2 separate regions of the Homo sapiens genome follow, and region 1 is linked to region 2. The links are chromatin loops, found by intact Hi-C in ENCODE. Cell type or tissue: A673. All regions are shown on one strand. Links, peaks and the distances in the headings refer to the core of each region. The heading gives the core; the rest is flanking DNA.

Region 1 (11,076 bases), core at 1,964-9,963, 110 kb after region 2:
ATTTGTCAATTTTGTCTTTTGTTGCCATTGCTTTTGGTGTTTTAGACATGAAGTCCTTGCCCATGCCTATGTCCTGAATGGTAATGCCTAGGTTTTCTTCTAGGGTTTTTATGGTTTTAGGTCTAAAGTTTAAGTCTTTAATCCATCTTGAATTGATTTTTGTATAAGGTGTAAGGAAGGGATCCAGTTTCAGCTTTCTCCATATGGCTAGCCAGTTTTCCCAGCACCATTTATTAAATAGGGAATCCTTTCCCCATTGCTTGTTTTTCTCAGGTTTGTCAAAGATCAGATAGTTGTAGATATGTGGCGTTATTTCTGAGGGCTCTGTTCTGTTCCATTGATCTATATCTCTGTTTTGGTACCAGTACCATGCTGTTCTGGTTACTGTAGCCTTGTAGTATAGTTTGAAGTCAGGTAGTGTGATGCCTCCAGCTTTGTTCTTTTGGCTTAGGATTGACTTGGCAATGCGAGCTCTTTTTTGGTTCCATACTGCTCAATGAAATAAAAGAGGATACAAACAAATGGAAGAACATTCCATGCTCATGGGTAGGAAGAATCAATATCGTGAAAATGGCCATACTGCCCAAGGTAATTTACAGATTCAATGCCATCCCCATCAAGCTACCAATGCCTTTCTTCACAGAATTGGAAATCGTTTTCTTATAATAGCTACAGTGGTAATCGAATTAAATCAAGTGATTAAAATATGCTCTTCAGCTTTGGCTTCCTGTCAACTCCATAAGGGCACCAATAATGCTTTGGCATCTTTGAAAGACCATTTCATTTGCAGGGTTTACTTCTATTGCTGGATGTATTACTTTGTCCACCAGGTTCTAGAATATAGACATTTTCAAAATATCAGCTCTTGAAACTTATAAAAAATCTTCAGAGTGTTATTCAGAGCATTAATATAGCATATCCCAAAAGGGGCTTTAACTAAGAGTATAAGCCTTTGTTATAAAAAGAAACAAACAAAAACAAACTCAGAAAATTGGTTTTTGAACATGGATAAGTGAAAATATCACTTTAACTACCGTATCTATTAAATTTAATAACTTCATCTGGTGTCCCACGTCTTTTGTTGAGACAGGGTCTTGTTCTGTCACTGAGGCTGGAGTGCAGTGCCATAATTATAGCTCACTGCAGCCTCAAACTCCTGGGCTCAAGTGATCCTCCTGCCTCAGCCTCCTGAGTAGCTGAAACTACAGATGTGCACCATCATGCCCAGCTAATTTTTTAAAAAAACTTTGTAGAGCTGGGGTTCTCACTATGTTTCCCAGGCTTCTCTCAAACCCCTGGCCTCAAATGATCCTCCTGCCTCAGAGTCTCAAAGCCACTTATATTACAGGCATGAGCCACTGCACCTGGCAGTGCCCATTTTTTGACAATTCAGAATGTTTGGCATTTCTTAATATGAGAAACCTTTAATTTCTGCAAGCGATTTTGCATTAAATATCTATTAATTACAAAACTGAGAATATTGAATTGTGTTTCCGTATGTATACTATTTCATTTAATCAGCATTTTGACCTTGTAAGTTAGAAAGGAAAGGTATTATACGTCATTTTACAGGTGAATTGGTTAAGGTGCTACAAATTTAAGTGACTTTTCCAAAGTCACACAACTGTACCAAATTACAAAAATGGGAGGCTTTGGAGCCAGATTTAGGGCATAGTCTTTTAATCCAATTCTTCTATTCAATACAAAGCCAGAGATCTGTATTTCTTCTCCCACACCTGCTAATTTTAAGTGGCTTCTGGAAACACTGAATAAATTACCTAATTTTCATTGCTTCTGTTTCTCGACTGGGAAACTTTTAAGTAATTTTATTTATACAGTGAGAATTACAGTGAAAAGTGGGTGGGAGAAAGAAAAGGAAATATTTGTGTTGAAACTCAATTATTTTATGTTTGGGATGACTTTTGAAGATTTTTGTTTTGATTAATTTGTTTTGATTTTTGTTGTTATTGTTCTTAGTTGGAAAGTCCATAAGAGTTGAACATGCAATAACTAGATGAATACATAAAGTCTCTAGTTTATTCATTATGCATCTCAGTGTCTGATATAGTGACTGCAACAGAGTAAGTGCTCATTAAATGTACATTAAACTGAATTGAACATTTTCTTCCTCATCTGAACAAAGAATCAAAATGCTAAAAGCATGTATTGTCAAATATTTCAATCAGTTCAATGATTCTGTCATCATGATAACGAGAACAAAGTCAATGAGGTCAATTTACTAAAATAAAATTTTATACAAATCCACGTAACTTGTGGATTATCTTATGATGATGCAAAGAAACTATGTTTGTTTTCTGTCCTTTATCATGTGAATCCATGGCATGTGCATAGGTAATCAAAATTTGTCCATTTTTCGTAATGGGATTTTAGGGCAAAGTATTTTATTCACATCCAGTATTTTTTCTTAGCTCTGAGACATATAATTCTTCATATTTTTAAAGCAGTTCAGCACAAATGACACTTGGCAACATCATAATAAGCGGTAAACAACTATTCCAAAAGCCACATTTTAAAAATAAGAGCAGATTTGATACTGAACATTTACCTCTAAGCAGTCTGCATTCTGACAGAGCCAGTTTCTCATATTTTCAAACCCTAAGGGATCGTCTCAGTTAAATACATAGGCTAGAGAGTCTGTATTTTGGAATCAGCACCACAGAAAAATATTGTAATTGATATATGACATGACTGAAGCCCCACTGAAATCTTAATTTTTTAGTGTCTTGAGCTTTCAAATTCAGTTTTCTTTTTCTCTCATATTCTGATTATTGATTTTTCTAAGGATAATGAAGTCCTCTGAAACTGGAAATGAAATTTAACTTGGGAGTATTTTTACTTATCACTTATTAAGAGTGGTTACATAATTCCTAAAATATTTGGCTTTGCCTGTAAAACATGAAAAATTGAGAGTTGTGGTTAATGACATCTGTTTCACAGGTATCATACCCTTATGGGAGAAGTAGTTTATGCTTCTGGACATTGTTCTCAGAGTGCCTCTCAATACTAAATTACAAGCACTATGGACTTTTAGAAGAATAAGAAGGTAATTTATTCTCTTTTACGTGCAACCTAGAGTGGTGTTTAAAATCAAGGCTGCCAACATAGCAATTGTGTGGTGTTTCTTTAATGAGGGTGTTGCTGGACCAGAAACACAGCTGAGACATTTAGATTTATTTTATGGCATTCCTGAGAAACCGTCTAGTCCTAATCAGAATAATTTACCCATAAACGACTTCTGACAGAGCTCCGTAAGAAAAGCAAATCTAAAATTCTTAATCTCCCGAAGCTGCAAATCCCAAGAGACACATGTACCTTTGTTCAATATGTTTGTAAATTAACATATCAGTTAAATAGGTATAAACAGAATAAATTATATTAAACTTCCTCCATAATAGGATAAATAAAATTTTAGTTGGCTTTTCGTTTTGATCTTCTAGTTTTAGGGATCTTAATCTTAATCAATATCCAGATGTCAAAAATACACGCATTTTTCAGTCTCTCCCACTAAATTTAAACTATATTTAAACTATATTTGCTCATTGTGGGACATAGTTTTGAAGTTGTCCAATTGCCATCCAATTTTTAAATAACAAATTGAATAAAAATAATTTTTTTACTCTGAAAAATTCTGTGGTTTTTTTTGTTCTTTTTATTAAAAACTAAATTTAATTATTAACTTGTATATCTCAGAAACTCTGGGTTCACATGTTTTAACAATCAATCAAAAAAGCAGGATGAGCAAAAAGATCTTTGATTCCAAAATAGAAAAGGAGAAAATTATTTCCAGAAGGTATGAATTGGATGGAAAGTGATGATGATAAATTTTACCTGATCATTTTAATGGTGATTCTATGATAATAATTCTTTACTAGAGTTCACAAATTAAGTGACCATAAAGTTTTTATGATAAGCTTTTGTAATTTAATAAATTGTGCATTTTCTTTTAAAATATTATTTTCAAATATTCTACATATGGCATATTTGTTAAATTAGAAAATAAGTTATTAATCTTTTTCTACCTGTTATTTGATAGGAGACAACTGATCAACAATTTAGCATATGATTGGACAATGCAATTTTCAACAGGCATAATGAACAATACTTCATCTTTTTTAAAAACCAAGAGGTTTTCCAATACAGCACTTCACAATGAACTGACATTTGGCAGTGAACAACCTTTCTAAAGTTCAGGAACTGCATTAAAAAGAGAATTATAAAGGGCATCATTAGAATTTAGGTAGAAAACTATTACTGAGCATTTCAATTACAAAGCCACCTGACTGGCAGTAAGAAATAATAGACACAAATTAGGACTATTGACTGTTTCTTAACATCTACTCAACTGGCCTGAGGAGTTACTGCTTTGGATAATGTCATAAATTCTGTAATGTTCAGAAATCTTACTTGTCTGATTATCTTCACTTTCTGACTGTGACCCTTCTAAAGAAATTTTGTTGGTGCAAAAATTATAGACCCAAAACATTCACCTTATTAGCCTAACTACAGTTCTACTTAGCATTTTCTCCACCTTTCTCTCTGCTGTAGACATACCTCATTTATTTAAATTTTACACAGTAGTTAGAGACCAAGAAAATAAGGAGGAATGCTCATTCCATAAAATGTGATACTTCTAATTAGTCTGCTGAGACATTTGGAATATGCATAAAGCTGTGAATGTGGCATTAAATCACATTTTTATTACCCAGAAATTAATGTTTACCATGTGTATGCAAAGGTGTTAAGGATCTAAAGAGTAAATTTCAAAGATACTAAGAGGTATTTTTTTACAGTATAATTCACATGCATAGGTTTTTTTTCCCTTCTTTTAAAAAATTGAATAAAGCATTTTGCTTTTCTTACTTTAACTTGATTTTCAATTTAATTTTATTTTGTACTCGACCGTTAAAGAAACATAGACTTTTGACTTAATCTTTGTTGTTTTTGTTGCTCTGGGTAAAATATTTCCTGTTGCTTCAGATAGTTTAAATGAGCTAGAAATAAATAAACTCTAAATAACAAAGAGGGCATCTTTGAGGCCAACACTTTATTTAGCTCACTAACAGAGATATAGCTTTATAGATTTAAATAGTATTTGGCTGTCACGTTTACTCATAAGAACTGATAAATTTGTAAAGGCTGACAGAAATTGATTTATGAGTTTGCAGGAATGTAAGGAAACCAATGGAAATGGCTTTATTAAAATTCTGCAATTTTTCACTTGTACCAGGTTGCCATAATAAATGTGAGAATAGCTTTGATTTCATTCAGAATTAATGTAGTTTGAAATTGAAATGAGTCTCACTTCCTGCCTCCAGGAGGTCTGCTGACATTTCTTGGGTTGCTTTAGAGAGTCTGCATGACAAATAGAATGCATGTGCATATATGTGTACCCATGCATACATTATATACAGCAAAAGGACAATTAATAAAGTAATGATGTGTCCAAAGCAAAGAATATTGTGGAGGTAAAACCCATACAATTTCGATAATGTCCATTTGGTAAGATTATGAATAAGTTTAGAATATCAATAGCTATTAGTTCTATTTCAGCTGGTGAACTTGGTTAGGAATAAATATTTGTTAATTAAATTATCTTAGACCTTTCTCACTCCTGCTCTCATTTGAACTATTCCTTATCTCAGAAATTGCAAATACCCCATTCATGTTGCAGAAAAAAATCAACGTTATTCCAAAATAAGGATCACTAAATGAAATGGAATCAATCTTAGCATTACCAACATATAGTGAAGTTTAAATAACTTCAACTTCACAGAGAAAAGTCAAAGCAAAGGAAGAAGCAGTGTTCAGCTTGAAATAGTAACCCTTTTTAGGTGAGTTCTGTTTGGAAAATTAGTTTCACCTTGTAATATTGAGGACTTTATATCTTTTCTAAAGTGAAGTTCTCAGCCATATATTCAAAGGAGTCTACAACAATCTGGAATTTGGTATTTAGAATAAAGTAGTTAAAATCATTATTATATATAATGTGGCAGTTGAAGTTCTATACTACTCTTTCATTTTCCTCCCCAATAGTGCCCATGAGGCTTTTATAAAGGTCATCTGGTTTGAATTCAGTCAAATTTAAATTGATAGTCCAATTCACTGATGGATCTTTCAGCAGAACAAATCCGGTCACCAATTCATGTGGTGACAGACTTTATGGTTCCATTCAGAACAATTAGCTCTTATTCTTTTGCTGGCACTAGGTTTATATATGATATGGGCCTGGACTGTATCGCTGTGATACCCAGAAAAGTGAAATTTTTATTACGTAAGAGCCCTTTTATTAGCACTGACTACCACAAATACCCAGAGAAACTGAGTACATATCTATTCTAATGAATGCCCAAAAGTTCTGACACACCAAAGATAGTCTAAAATAAAATGTCTACATTGTTTATATAAATAAAGATATACCGTAAAAGTGTTTAAAATAGAATCTATGGAAATGTAACATTATTTTCAAAAACTATAGATTAAGTTAAAATAACTGGGCTCAAAGTAAATTCCAGGGACAACTACGTAAAACAAAAAGGAACAGAGAAAAGAAAAAAATAGAAAAAACAAGGCATCTGAGATTAATACTGGTGACCTAGAAGTGAATGGGAGGCACATCAGACTCTTCAGACAAAAGAATAATCAGAGGTAATGATTATCTTATCATTTGACAAATTGAGGGATTCTTTTGAAGTGTAGTAATTTACATGATAATTCTAGGACTACATAAAAGAAAGCAAATAATATTTAATTTAGGAGAACAGTGGTCACTTTATATCAATTATTTAACTTTGTTATTCAAAACAACTTTAATTCAACAAATAATCTACTTAAAAATACTCTTTTGTCTTTGCCATGTAGTTTAGAAGAAAACTAAACTATTTAGGTTCTTGATTATGTATGAAAAATCCCTTCACAGCAGTAGCTAGATGAATATTTGATTGAATAATGGGAGAAGGCATGTGTACACCAGAGTCCAGAAATCTCTGAGGTCACTTAAAATTCTGCCTAACACAGTCTGTCCTCTGTTCCCAAAAAAGATTCATGTATCTCCCAAATGCAAAATAGACTCATCCTTTCCTAAGCTTTCCAAGAATCTCATTCCATTATAGTGGCAGCTCAAATCTAACATTTCATCATTTATTAAATCTAAATTTCACCATTTAACATTTAAATGCTCGAAATTAGGACTGATCAGACCCCAGGTTATAATCCATCCTGGGTCAGATTTTCTTTGTATCTGTGGACCTATGAAACTGAAGATAAAATCATGCGCCTAAATTATGTTTCCTTGCAACAACAGTGGAATTGGCATACGTTAAAGTTATAGACATTCTATTTCAAAAAAGATAAAAGTGCAAAGTAAAAGGAGTCGCTGGGCCAAAGCAATTTTGAAATCCAGTTAGGCCAGAGTTCCTTGATCCGGCTTCAAGGCCTGGGACCAATCCTTTATGGCTCTCAGCGTCATAATCGGGGCTCTTGATTTCACATTCTGAGTCATCCTTCTGTAGTCATTAAAGACAGCAAGCATTTGCAATTAAGCAGTTTCATCAGCCTGCTTCTACACAGTGGAATTTCAGATATATGGTAGCTTCTTTTCATTTCCTACTTTCTCTGTCCTTTTCAATCCAACCTGGATGTATTTTTGTTGATATAATTTTCTCAAGAAATATATCAATCTTCTGGGAATTGTGCTGGATTTCCTGATTTCCCGCTATTAAACAAAAGCCACAGCTACAAATCATCTTTTGGAGATTACCCCCCACCCTTTTTTTTTTTTTTTTGTGCTCCTGCTGCAATGGTCAGGAGCCAACTCTCTTAAGCTTCCTACAGGTGATCTAGTCTGTTTGAGAGGATCTGTAAGGCATACTCTTAATCTTTTAAAATATCCTTTCCTGTGACTGACTTTTTTTTCTTTCTAAGGTTTTAGCAAACAATTATATGGCCACAGCCTTGTCTTTTACTCTATGCCATATTTTGGAAGCAATATCTTAATTTTAGAATCTTCCACCATATGGATAGGCTACACACTTCCCCAATCATCAGATCCTTGTTTAATTTGGGAAGGCAGTCTGATGTGTTTCAGTCTTTGGACCCTCTTTCGGCCGTATAAGAATAGGAGTTGAGCTTGCAACTCAACCAAGAGATAGAGTCCTCACATCCTGTACTGGACTTATGACCTTGTGTGGGAATATCTTTCCCTCTTTCAGATTCAGCATGTGCTCCAGTGTTCTGCCTATGTATGTGTATCACACAGCATCCGGCTAACCCCTCTACTGTATCTTTTCCTGCAGGGGACACTTGCTTAACAATTGATTTTGTTTAATGTGTTTTTTCCGTAATTTTTGTCTCTCCTCTCAAATTTTACCATAAGTGACAAGAAGAAATGAGAAAAACCTTTTGCACCTTGCTTGAAATTTCCTTATCTATACAGCTGCATTTATTACTTAAAAGTTCTGCTTTCCAGATAGCTGCAGAATATAGTTTTGCTCTACATTCTGCCACTACCTAACAAGGATCTCCCTTCCTTCACTTTCCAGTAACATACTCATAACTTCCTTGTGAGCATCACCATCAGAATCCTTAAGTTCAAGATTTCCACCTGCAATCTGTCCAAAGCCAGTTGGGATTTCTCTATCATGCTCTTCATTTCCTTCTAAGCCTTCACCGTTAGTGTCTTTCATGTTCACATTTCTTCTAACTGTTCAAGGGAATATAGGCTTCCTCTACCATATGCCTCAGAATTCTTCCATTCTCTCCCCACTATCCAGTTCCAAGTATGTACTCCACATATTTTAATTATTTATTATAGCAGCACACCACTTTTCATACCAAAATCTGTATTTGTTTTATATTACTACCTAACAAATGACTATAAGCCATGTGGCCTAAAACATCAAAAACTTACTACCTCATTCTTTTTGAGGGTCAGGAGCCCAGGTAAAGTAGGTGGGCCCTCTGCTCAGGGTCTTGTCAGGCTTAAATCATGATTTCAGCTGGAGCTATTATTCCCATCTGAGGATCAGGGTTTTCTTCCAAGTTAACCAGTTGTAGACATAATTTATTTATTTTTGTGTGACTGTATGAATGAATTTCCCATTTCTTGCTGGCTACCAACAGTGGACCACTCTCAGCTACTAGAGACCACTTCCATTTCTTGCCAAATAATCTTCTTTGTCTTCAAACCAGCAACACTGCATTGAGTCTTCATGCTTCCAATTTCTGATTTCATCTTTTTCTGACTTCTTAACCCAGATGTAAAGATCTGTTGGGATTAGTCAGCTTGCCCAGATAATATCCCTATGTTAATGTAAACTGATTTAGGCCTAGTTAAATCTCTAAAATCCCTTTATAGCAGTGCCTAGATATTGTTTGAACCATTGGGAGAAGGTATGTATATTAGCAGAAGCTAAGAATCTTGGGGTCCATCTTAGAATTATGAATACCGCAGTCCCTATGAGGCTGGTGAAACTACATTTCAGTAAAACCATCCTTCTTGTATCTCTTCTCACTGAGTTTTGAATAGACACAGTTTCAGCTCCTTTCTTGATCAAGAGTTAGGTGTGTGACCTTGGGCAATTTTATTAAAGTCTGTGATACTTTTCTCTTCTGTAAATTGAAAGTAACTTTATAGATTGCTATAATAATAAAACAATTGCTCTGGCACATAGGAGCATTCAATAGATATTCATTCCTTTCTTAATTTCCCTTGAAAGTCTGTGATACTGTCTGGCTCTTTGTCCCTACCCAAATCTTATCTCAAATTGTAATCCCCATGTATTGAAGGTGGGGCCTGGTGGAAGTCATTGGATCATGAGGGTGGTTTCTAATGATTTAGCACCATTCCCCTAGTGCTGTCTCATGAGTGGGTTCTCATGAGATCTGATGGCTTAAAAGTGTGTGGCAGGGCCAGGCGAAGTGGCTCACATCTGTAAGCCCAGAACTTTGGGAGACCAAGGCAGGTGGATCGCTTGAGGTAAGGAGTTCAAGACCAGCCTGGCCAACATGACGAAACTGTCACTAGTAAAAAAATACAAAAATGAGCTAGGCATGGCGCCACACACCTATAATCCCAGCTATTTGGAAGGTTGAGACATAAGAATCACTTCAACCCAGCAGGCAGAGGTCGCAGTGAGCTGAGATCACACCACTGCACTCCAGCCTGGGTGACAGAGTGAAACCTCATCTCAAAAAAAAAAAAGTGCGTAGTGGTTCCTCTCTCTCTTTCTCTCTCTCTCCTGCCAACACATAAGACGTGCCTGGCTTCTCCTTTGCCTTCCACCATGATTATAACTTTCCAGAGGCCTCCACAACCATACAGGATAGTGAGTCAATTAAACTTCTTTTCTTTATAAATTACCCAATCTCAGGTAGTTCTTTATAGCAGTGCGAAAATGGACTAATACCTCCCTTTCAATAAAAAGAAAACAACTCTGTGTTACTTCCTGAACACCTTGTTTATAACTGCATTGCACAGTAATTCTCAAACTAATTCATGCGTCGGAGTCACCTGAGGACTTGTTAGAACACAGATTTCTGGGCCCCATCCTCTACTTTCTGAATCAGTAGGTTTGAGATGCAACTTGAGAATATGCATTTTTAATAAGCTCCCAGGTGATGCTGATGCTGCAATTTGAGAAACAAACTTTGAGAAACATTGGATCATAGCCTTTACATTATTTGTCTTAAAATTCACATATGAATATGCGTATATTATTTTTCCTGATCACATTGTATTATAAATATCTAGGGGGTGGGTTAGACTCTTACTCTTCATCTTAAATCTCATTGTGCCTGGAAAAGGGTTTTACATAGTAGGTGCCCATTCAAAAATTGAATAATTATCACTACATGTTAAGTGGTTCAATAAAAGGGATAAGAATCTATTCTGTGAACAAGTTATTTTCCATACATTTTGAAATGAGTATATTTTTGCCAACTGGCTCATACAGTTTTCTCATTTTATGAACCATGTGACTTTCATGAAATCTTAGCAAAACACATTACTACTTATTTTTTAAAATCTTGATATACATGTAATTTGTGTAGCTAAAAATG
Region 2 (11,076 bases), core at 1,865-9,864:
TAACTTAACAATTTAAGGAATTAGAAAAAGGAGAGCAAACTAAATCCAAAGCAAGCTGGAGAAAGAAAAAATCAGAGATTAGAGCAAATATTTTAAAAATGGAGAATAGAAAATCAATTTAAAGATTAATGAAACAAAAAGGTAATTTTTTAAAAAGACCAAGAAAATTGATAAAATTTTAGCTAGACGTACAAAGAAAAAAACAAAATCCTATTAATAACATCAGAAAAGAAAGTGGAGATATTTCTACCGATTCTACAGGAATAAAAAGTATTATTTAAAAAGTACTATGAACAATTGTGCACCAACAAATTAGATAGCCTAGATGAAACAAAAAATTTCTAGAAGTGCAATATCTACCAAGACTAAATTACAAGGAAATGGGAAATCTGAATATACCTGCAATTGGTAAGGAGATTGAATCAACAATCAAAGATTTTCAGGCAAAGTCCTAGATGTGATAGTTTCACTGATGATTCTACCAAACATTTAAAGAATTAAACCAGTCCATCTCAAACTTTTCTAAAAATTGAATAGGAGGTAATACTTCCAAACTCATTCTATAAGGCCAACATTATCTTAATACCAGTCAGATGAAATTACTACAAGAAAACTACAGATCAATTTTCCTTATGAGCATTTACCTAAAATTTCTCAACCAAAAAAACAGAAAATCAAATTCAGCAGTATATTGAAAGTTTTATACACAATGAGCAAGTAGAATTTATTCCTGGAATGCAAGGATAATTCAACATACAAAAATTGATCAATGTAATATACAATATTAATGGAATAAAGAAAAAAACACATAATTATTTCAATTGACACAGAAAAAGCTTTCAAGAAAATTCAACATCCTTTCATGATAAAAATTCTCAACAAAATAAGAATAGACTGAAATATCTCAACATAATTAAAGGCATATGTTAAAAACCTGCAGTAAACATCACAACAGTAAAAGACTAAAAGTTTTTCCCCCAAGATGAAGAACCAGGCAAGGATAACCACTTTTACCATTTTTAGTCAACATAGTTATCACTGGACATTCTAGCCAGAGCAATCAGACGAGAAAAACATATAAAAGGCAAACAAATTACAAAGGAAGAAGTAAAATTATCACCATTCACAGAGTATATAAACTTACATGTCCACACACACAAAAAAACTTGAAAACTAATAAATAAATTCGGCAAAATAGTAGGATGCAAAACAAACAAGTGAAAATCAATTGCATTTCTATATGCTGACAATGAACAATCTGAAAGAGAAATTATTAAGCAATTTTATTTACAATAACATCAAAAACTGTAAAATATTTGACAACTTAAAGAGGTAAAAGACTTGCACAATGAAAACTACAAAACATTGCTGAAAGAAATAAATGAAAACATAAATGAAAACACATTTTATGTTCATGAATTAGAAGACGTAATATTAGTAAGATAGCAGTGCTACTCAAAGCAATCTATAGATTCAATGTAATCTCTATACAAATCTCAATGATGTTTTTTGTAGAAATAGAAAAAAAATCCTAAAATTCAAGTGGAATCTCAAGTGATGCCAAATATCCAAATCAATTTTGAAAAAGAAGTGTGGAAAACTCATACTTCCAGATTTTATAACTCACTACAAATCCACAGTAATCAATACAGTGTGGTACTGCATAGAGACAGACATATAGACAGACGGAATAGAATAGAAAGCTCAGAAATAAAGCCTCATATATATGGTCAAATAATCTTTTGCAAGGTTGCCAACCACGCAATAGGGAAAAGGCGGTCTTTTCAAAAAATAGTGCTGGGAAAATCAGATATGCTCATACAAAAGAATGGAGATAGATCTTTATCTAAAGCCATGTACAAGAATTAACTCAAAATAGATCAAAAGTATATACGTAAGACCTAAAACTAAAAAAAAACTTACTAGAAAATATAGGGCAAAAGATTTACTACATTAGATTTGTCAGTGTTTTCTTAGATATGATACCAAAGGCACAGATAACACAAGAAAAAAGAGACAAATTTTTTCTTATAAAATTTTTAAAAATTGTGCATCTGTGTTAATCTGTTTTATGTTGTTATAAAGAAATAGCTGAGGCTGGGAAATTTATAAAGATGAGAGGTTTATTTCACTCACAGTTTTGCAGGCTGTACAAGAAGTACGGCACCAGCATTTGCTTCTAGTGAGGCCTCAGGAAACTTTCAATCATGGCAGAAGGCAAATGGGGAGCAGGCACATCACATGGCAAGAGAGAGGGAGCAAAAGGGAGATGCCAGGTTCTTTTAAACAACCAGCTCTTACATGAACTTATAGAGTGGAAACTCACTCATTACTGTGGAGAGGGCACTAAGTCTTTCATGACGGATAGATCCCCATGGCCCAGCCACATCCAGTCTGGCCTCAGTTCCAACATTAGGGGTTACATTTCAACATGAGATTTTGGGGGGACAAATGTCCAAAGTATAACAGTGAGAGGTGAAGCCAGTGGGGCTTCTCGGTCAGGTGGGGACTTGGAAAACTTTTCTGTCTAGCTAGAGGATTATAAACGCACCAATCAGCACTCTGTGTCTAGCTAAAGGATTGTAAATGCACCAATCAGCACTCTGTAAAGACGCACCAATCAGCACTCTGTAAAAACCCACCAATCAGCACTGTGTCTAGCTAAAGGATTGTAAATGCACCAATCAGCACTCTGTAAAAAACGCAGCAATCAGCGTTCTGTATCTAGCTAAAGGACTGTAAATGCACCAATCAGCACTCTGTAAGAATGCAGCAATCAGCACTCTGTGTCTAGCTAAAGGATTGTAAATGCACCAATCAGCACTCTGTAAAATGGACCAATCAGTACTCTGTAAAATGGACCAATCAGCAGGATGTGGGCAGGGCCAAATAAGGGAATAATAACTGGCCACCTGAGCCAGCAGCAGGAACCCGCTGGGGTGTCCTTCTATGCTGTGGAAGCTTTGTTCTTTTGCTCTTCACAGTAAATCTTGCTGCAGCTCACTCTGTGTCCGCACTACCTTTATGAGCTGTAACACTCACTGCGAGGGTCTGCGGCTTCATTCCTGAAGTCAGCAAGACCACGAACCCACCAGGGGGAACAAACAACTCTGGACACGCCACCTTTAAGAGCTGTAAACCTCACTGCGAAGGTCTGCGGCTTCATTCCTGAAGTCAGCAAGACCATGAACCCATTGGAAGGAAGAAACTCTGGACACATCTGAAGGAACAAACTCCGGAAACACCATCTATAAGAAGTGTAACACTCACCACTAGGGTCCGCAGCTTTATTCTTGAAGTCAGTGAGACCAAGAACCCACAGGAATGAATCAATTCTGGACACAACAGCATCAAAAGATATTACCAACAGAGAGAATTAGCAACCTGTGGAATGAAAGAGAATATTTGCAAATCTTAAGTCTGATAAAGGATTAATACCTAGGTTATATAGAAAAGTATTGAAACTCAATAACAAAAAATAAACATAATTCAAAAATGGGCAAAGGAATGAGTATATATATATTTTTAAAGAAGATATACAAATGGCCAATAGGCACATGAAGAGATGCTTAACATCACTAATCATTAGGGAAATGCAAATCAAAACTATAATGAAATATCACCTTACACCCATTAACATGGCTCCCATAAAAAAAAAAAAAAAAAAAAAACACCTGAAAATAACAAGTATCAGGGAATATGTGGAGAATTGAGAACCCTTATGCCCTGTTGGTAGGAATGCCAATTGTCAATTGGTATAGCTACTATTGAATAAAAGGGTAGGACAGTTCCTCAAAAATTAAAAATAAAATTACCATATAATCCAGCTAAACTACTACTGAGTATATATTTTAAAAAACTGATAAAAAGGTCTTGAGATATTTATACACCCATGTTCATAGCAGCAGTATTCACAACAGCTAAAATGTAGAAGCAACTCAAGTGTCCACTGAGAGATGAATGGATAAGCAAAATGTGAGATACATACGATGAAATATTACTCAAGCTTAAAAGTGAAGAAAATTATGACATATGCTATATAACGTGAATAAAACTTGAGGACATTATACTAAATGAAATCAGCCGGTCACAAACAGGCAAATAAGACAAATTCCACTTATGTGAGGTACTTAGAGTGGGCAAAACTACGGAGGCAGAAAATAGAATGGTAGTTTCCAGAGGTTGAGGAGGGGGGAAATTGGGAGTCATTTTTAAATGAGCATAAACTTTTAATTTTACAATATGAAAAGAGTTATGAAGACTGATGATGGTGACGGCTGCACAACATTTTGAATATATTAACTCCACTAAACTATACACTTAAAAATGCTTAAAATTGTAAATAAATTTATGTTAGTTGTATTTCACCAAAATAAAAAAAAAACTGTTTCCTGCAGGTAAAGTGCTTAGAGCAGTTAAACACTCAACGTTATTAAGTATTATTATCTAGTATAAAGACATATTTTAATATTATATTTATATTATAACACATATTTTTATATTATATTCATACTGTATCACACATATTTGTATGTGTGTTGTACTAGATAATATGGAGACCATGGCTGTAACAGAGCTAGAAAATGAAGACTGACATTAGAAAGTCAATCTAGTACAGTGCTTCTCAAAGCGTGGTCAGGGGATTGGTGTCACCTGTGATCTCCTTGTTACTTGTCCATGATGAAATAAATATGTACAGAGTATGCATTTAGAAAATTTTACAGAAACTTAAAAAAAGTCTGTAGAATCTAATAATAAAAAATTGGATATTGTATTCTGTATGTATTTGATATTTTAATTTGCATTTATACTATAACTTTTTAATTTAATTTTACGTAATTGAATTGGAAATTTTTTTAGAAGGATCTTTCATTACACGTAGTCTAAGGCATTTGTCTCATGTATGTATGATGTGATGCAGTCTGTTAAGATTTGTTTTTAACCTAAACCTTCCTGTTTTTGAAAGTGACTGATAATATTCTCTGCCTTAAAATTTTTTTCAGTAGAATAATTATCTCCACCAAGAAGGAAAGTATGAATGTCCAAATTAATAGACTTAATATTTTAAGGTAGAAAAGTTACTTAATATTTTAAGGTAGAAATATATCAAGTGATCTAATATTTACCTGCAAAGTATTGTGCTTGATACTGTTGAGTGTAAAAACCAGTCATACAGAATTCCTGCTCTCCAGAAGTTTACAGTCCTAGTAAAATCTGGAGACATTTTTGGAACTTAATTCTTGCTTTACATAAGAATAAATATTATTAACTTCTTGGTAAGAACAAGACTTGTGCAATGAGAAGTGGTTCATCAAATTGTTCTCAGGAATTTGCACCATATAACAAAGGACATTTTCATCCAGTCAAAATATCCATTAAAAAAAAAGTGATGGTTGATTTTTACTCAGTCTTCTAGGACTGCAAACTAATGGTTACAAGAACATTTTTTTTCTCCAATAATACCAGGTTATTGTCACATAGCCCAATTGAAAAGGCTCCATTTTATGACCAAATTGTCCCCTTTCCCCTCTGAGCCTCTGAAATGAATAGAGGAGATAAAGTGGGATCTGAGTAAAAAAGTATAATTTAGACAGATAAAATATGATTCAGAGGAGAATTTGGTGACAATATGGAGACACAAAAATAAAGAAATCGAATCTATTGTTAGAATAGGCCCATTGTATCCTTTCTTCATGCCTTGTCCCTAGATGATTTTTCAATGTATAAATGAATTCATGGTGACAAAAAAGCTAGACTTTATCTATTAGCCAAGTACATTGCTGTCAGTGAACAACTTCCACCAATCTATCAGTTTATGTTATAAAGTTATCCTTTCTTGTAAAATAAGCCATCTGTGTGAAAATAATTCTTTTTAATCTATGATCAAATTAATACATAAATATTTATCTTTCTTATGTGAAGACTTCAATTTGGCTAAGGAAAGATATTTTTTCTAAATGTTGCTTGAGCAATCCCATTTTACCTGAACTAATTTAAAATGAGGCCTTCATTTATATCAGCAGAGGCTGAACTGTGTGGAAAATCTAATGTTATTGATCTATGTGGAAATTACACTGTGAGGTTCTCCTTAATTGTGTGTCAAAATCCAGTTGGCTACAGAGGATATTTATTGTCAACTTCTACCACAATATCATGTCTTATTGCCAACATTAAATTTCAGGTAAGTGCAGAAATACATACCTGTTCCCAAAAAGGCCAATAAAATATAGTACATATTAATTCATACTTGAATGAATAAAAATTTAAAATTTTTTGATGGAATATTCATTTTGAGGCACTCAGAAACCATTACAATATATCACATTTGTCAAAAAATAATGCACTCTGTTAGCTACAATAATATATGAGAAGTTAATATTCTTTTATATTGCAACAAGCATAATTGGCTGCTGCACATAGGAATACTGTAGTGCATCCTTAAATACTGTATCTCTAAATTGTAGATATAATTTAAATATAAAATTATTTCATATATATTATAACATGTGCAATTTAATTTAAATACAAATTTAGAAAGAATTACAATAAAAAGAGCTTCCTAATCATTCTTATTTTGAATTTTTCTGTTATTTATTACTGTCTTCTGGGAGGGCAAGATTTCCATTTTTGTAAAAACACATTGAGGTGTTAGCCTGACACTGCTAAATTACATGTGTTATCTCTCTCCATCTGGTACAATGGCAAGGCTGTTTGAAGAAATAGGATTCAGGGGAGCTGTATTTCTCAAGCAATACTTTTCCAAAAGAAATTTTCAATGATTTTTTTTGGAAATTTTTGCAAGAAGATATTTAGGAAGAGGTATATTCTACTCATATGATTCCAAATTACCTTACTTGGAAAGATGTGTATTGTCATATATATCTTTAAGTGGTGGATATGAAATAAGTAAAGGAAAATCTTTACTACAGTTTAACTTCTGAAGTATAGATCCCTTGACACCCTTAATACGTTGTTTGGGGATTCTTTATTTTGGCTGTCTATTATTTGCTGATTTTAGACAAAAAATAAAATAGGTGACCCATTATCTCATTATTGCAGCAAAAACCATATAAATATATATTCAGTATTCAAAGTATGATAGCAAAACATCTAGAAGACAGGTTCTGATTCAATTACTCTCCAAGCTTACTTATTTTTGCCATAATTAATCATGCATTGGAAATGATTCAAAAATATCATTGAAACCAAGAATATGTTAGACATGCATCTCTTTTTGAGTTACCTTTTATGTTTATGAAATATCATGTAATTTTACCAATATTTTTCATGTATTTTATAGAAGATAAATCCAATTAATGTTGCACAGTCATTCACATTTCAATTGTATTGACATTATTTGTTTTAGTATTAACACTACATCTTTCTGTTTTCCTGAAGCACACTATCATTGATATTTGAGCCAAAGCCTGATCGGAGACAAGTTAATTCTACTGTTCTTGATTGATTTAAGTATTTTAAGTGGGCAGTAGCCCCATTGCTATGTGACTTTTGTGAATTTTCAATTCATTCTACAAAGGTATTTTTCAGGTATCTAATATGTACTTTTATTATTCTAAACTTTTTATTTTTAAAATGTAGGGTTGTAAGTAGGAAGATAAATATAATTTTAAATATAATCATATAATTATACATGGGAAAGCAGGCTTAATGGCTTCATTAAGAGCCTTTGTTATCCTCTTCCACTTCCTCACAAAATAACTGGGAAGACACAAAAAAGATTTAAAACATCAATAACTTGAAATTAGTGCTGAAAGACAAGCCAAAAATCTTGTAGGAACTTAAAAAAATATAGGACTGATGAAATTTAATTGAAGGAAAAAAAAATACTATTGAGACCTAAGTCCATTAGGCAATAATATATTCAGCTTCATACAACTACACTAGGTAATCCAGAAAACAATATTGATAGACATGCATTCAACCCTCATTTGTTGCCTGATTCAGAGAATATACAAATCTGAACTGTGGCATAAATTCCTCTTCTCCCTTGGGGTATGTTCTGTATTTAAATTCAGGCTACAACCCCAACACACACATGTGTATACCTCCCTCCAACATGCACACACCACACACACACACACACACACACACACACGATTTTCCTTGATAAGATATAAATTCTAAATAACAATTTGGTAAAAACTAAGAATGATAGGGTGTTTAGTCATCACACTTTACTCACTGAAGACAACTTTTTCATAAAAGTTTACAATAGTATAGGAAAAGGGTAGAAATCCTAATTTTTCATGTAATTCTATAAAATTCTATAATGCTGAGCAAGGTTTAGCATATAGAAGAGGTAAGCAATCATATAAAGTCTGTTTAAAACCTAAAATTGCCCTTGGAGTTGAACATATCAAGTTTCTTTTCAAGTATTTATTGAAGCATAAACAGTAGGGCCGAAAGCAATGGTTTTTTTAATCTTTTAAAAATTTATATCAGACATATAAATTATGATAACTGTGATATCATAATATCAGAGATTGATATCACAGTCTCTGTGGGAGATTATGAATGCAGTCCACCACTACCACAAATTATGCAGTCAAGTTTCCCACAATTGGGGAAATCACAGGGGTCAGCATATCTGGAATATAATGGATAAGCCTCACCCTGTGAAAACCACTTTTGTGATCCTGGTATCTCCCCGGCCAGATAAGCAGAAAGGCAATCTTTTGACTCTTACCTATGAAAAATATTTACCCCAGTGTCATTATCTCACATTATTCAAATATGAGTATTAAGAAAAAATAAAACCACGGAGCCAAGCAAGTATTGAAGAACAAAAAAACAAAAAACAATATGAAGATTAATTAGAGGAACAGCATACTTCAAGAGATGATCTATTGTGACATGCAGAAGAAAGTATCTGGGAGATGGTATTCTCTAATAATTGCAGTAAGTTATGGCCTTTATGTATCAAGAGTTACAAGTTAGTAGAGCAAAAAAAGGATGAGGACGGAGATCAAGAGCAACTACGTGAAATAAAAAGAATATAAGATAAAACAAGACAGAATCCTAAAAATGGCTTTTAGTAGAGAGGGTGAAAATTATAGGAAAAGAAAGCTTAAAATGTTTTTGAAAAACTAAAAGATAACAAAGCAGTAGAATTGAAAATGGAATATATAGTTCCAAAAACACTAGATAATTTAAAGACACATAAAAAATCTATGAGGCAAAATACAGAAAGCAAAGAGATAAGGGAAACATAAATAAAAGAAAGCACACATAATGAGACAATGTTTCAAATTTATGTTTTATTTTTCAGTACTAGTAATTCTTTCATCTTCTTGTTTCATTCTTCAAACTATCCTAGCAGCTTAGGCAGGTTGAACTTACCCAGGAAAACATCCCAGCACACAATAAAACTGGAGTCCTCAGTTTTTCAAAATCAAAACATTTTTATGAATGAAACGGTAGGAGAAGAGAAGGGATTTTTAATTCTCAAGTGCAAAGGTTAATGCCAAAAGCTACATATTTGGAATAATAAAAAGAGATGTAATAACCAGCTTTCTAGGGCAAGGTTCCCTGCCTCTGAATGAATTATAGCATCAAAAAGGAATATCCTCCTTGTGTGGGGCTGAGAGGGGGTTCCTCTGACACTTCATGGTTGGCTTCAAAAGATGATGGTAGAATATACTCCGCAGAGAAGTGTCACAATCTGGAATTTTACGGAATTTACCTCTTGCTGCGCGTCTGGAGTACTGGAGAAATGTCGTGTATCACCTTGTGTGGGGATAGTAGAGGAGATGGCTACATTTGGATCCAGGAGCAAAGAGAGCTGATGCTGTTCCACCTACTCTCTCTTGGCTCTGAACTTTTATGGGACAGCAGCCTTAGGGAAGAGACTGGAAACAGATCGTTAGGAGTGTGTGCTGGATGCAGTTGGCTGAAGTGGCAAGATACTGCACAGTAATTAGCCAGTTAGAAAGTGGTAGTGAAAGAGAATGATTGAGATCTAAAAACCAAGAATTTACCATTTTAAAGAGGTAATTTCTTTTCAATACTAACTGGTAAAAGATTAAACTGAGAAGTCCTAAGAGAGACAGAAGACAAAGTACAAATTAAATCTCACGTGCTTACAAAGATCAAATCAAGCCGACGGGTATCTATCGCATTTATGACAGGCAGCTTGGAAGACGGACACAATTGTTGCTGCCTCTTTGTATCCACACCCTGTAGGAATTCTCTTCCCTTGACTTTGGAGAGGACCTGTGTGTTACATCTTAGTGATGGCGAAAATAATAGACTGTTACTACCCTGATTACATTACATAAGATGATGGCTTCCACTGTGTTTGCAAACTCTTTCTTTCTCACTGGCCTTTATGGAGTAAATTGCTGTATTTGGCAAGAAGCTTAGGGTGGCCCCCTCTAAGGAGTGAGTCATGGAGTTAATGAGACCCTCCCTCTAACGATCCTGGAGAAATTGAATCTTTCCATCAACCATGTAAGTAAGCTTAGAAGTGGATCCTTTCCAGGTCAAATGAGATCTCAGCACTAGCTGATAACGTCAGTGAAGCCTCATAAGAAATCTTCACACAGAGGACCCATGTAAATTATGTCCAAATTCCTGACCCACAGAAACTGTGAGATGATAAATATGTGTTATTTTAAGCCACTAAGTTTTGAAGTAATGTGTTATGCAGTAAAAGATAACAAATCCATCACCCACTGTTAAAACCTCTGAATGAATTAAGGTGTCTTGGAACACTGCCATGTTTGTGCTACCTAGCAAATCATTTCAGTTGGACAAAATAGTGTAGGAAAAAGAGGCTAAAGACTTTCCAAGAAAGGTTAGTGATATGGTTTGGCTCTGTGTCCCCACTCAAATCTCACCTTGAATTGTAATAATCCCCACATATCAAAGGCGGGACCGCATGGAGGTAATTGAATCATGGGGGTGTTATCTCCCATGCTGTTCTTGTGATAGTGAGTTCTCATGAGGTCTAATGGTTTTATAAGTGTCTGGCATTTCCTCTGCTGGCACTCATTCTCACTCTTGCGCCCTGTGAAGCGGTGACTTTCACCATGATTTTAAGTTTCCTGAGGCCTC

What was found. Hi-C counts contacts between places; a loop is a spot of excess contacts. Peaks named below come from ENCODE experiments on the same cell type or tissue, not always from the same donor. Only the 100,000 strongest peaks of a DNase experiment are listed, where the experiment ranks them.
Region 1: it touches region 2 in a loop (2.2-fold over the local background); 1 of 110 quality-filtered maps calls a loop at or near these places.

Annotation. Positions count from the first base shown.
Region 1 is chr5:103,987,418-103,998,493 of GRCh38, reverse strand. No RefSeq gene overlaps it. Among named protein-coding and RNA genes, the nearest start is that of NIHCOLE, 88 kb to the left of the region's middle. In A673, for the core only: no CTCF peak of the experiment used is centred there; a DNase peak (open chromatin) is centred at 5,273.
Region 2 is chr5:104,096,482-104,107,557 of GRCh38, reverse strand. NIHCOLE (ncRNA involved in NHEJ oncogenic ligation efficiency) reads right to left here. Exons shown (of 3, transcript XR_001742526.3): 3 at 2,106-3,384. It also overlaps the pseudogene RNU1-140P. Among named protein-coding and RNA genes, the nearest start is that of NIHCOLE, 21 kb to the right of the region's middle. In A673, for the core only: no CTCF peak of the experiment used is centred there; no DNase peak of the experiment used is centred there.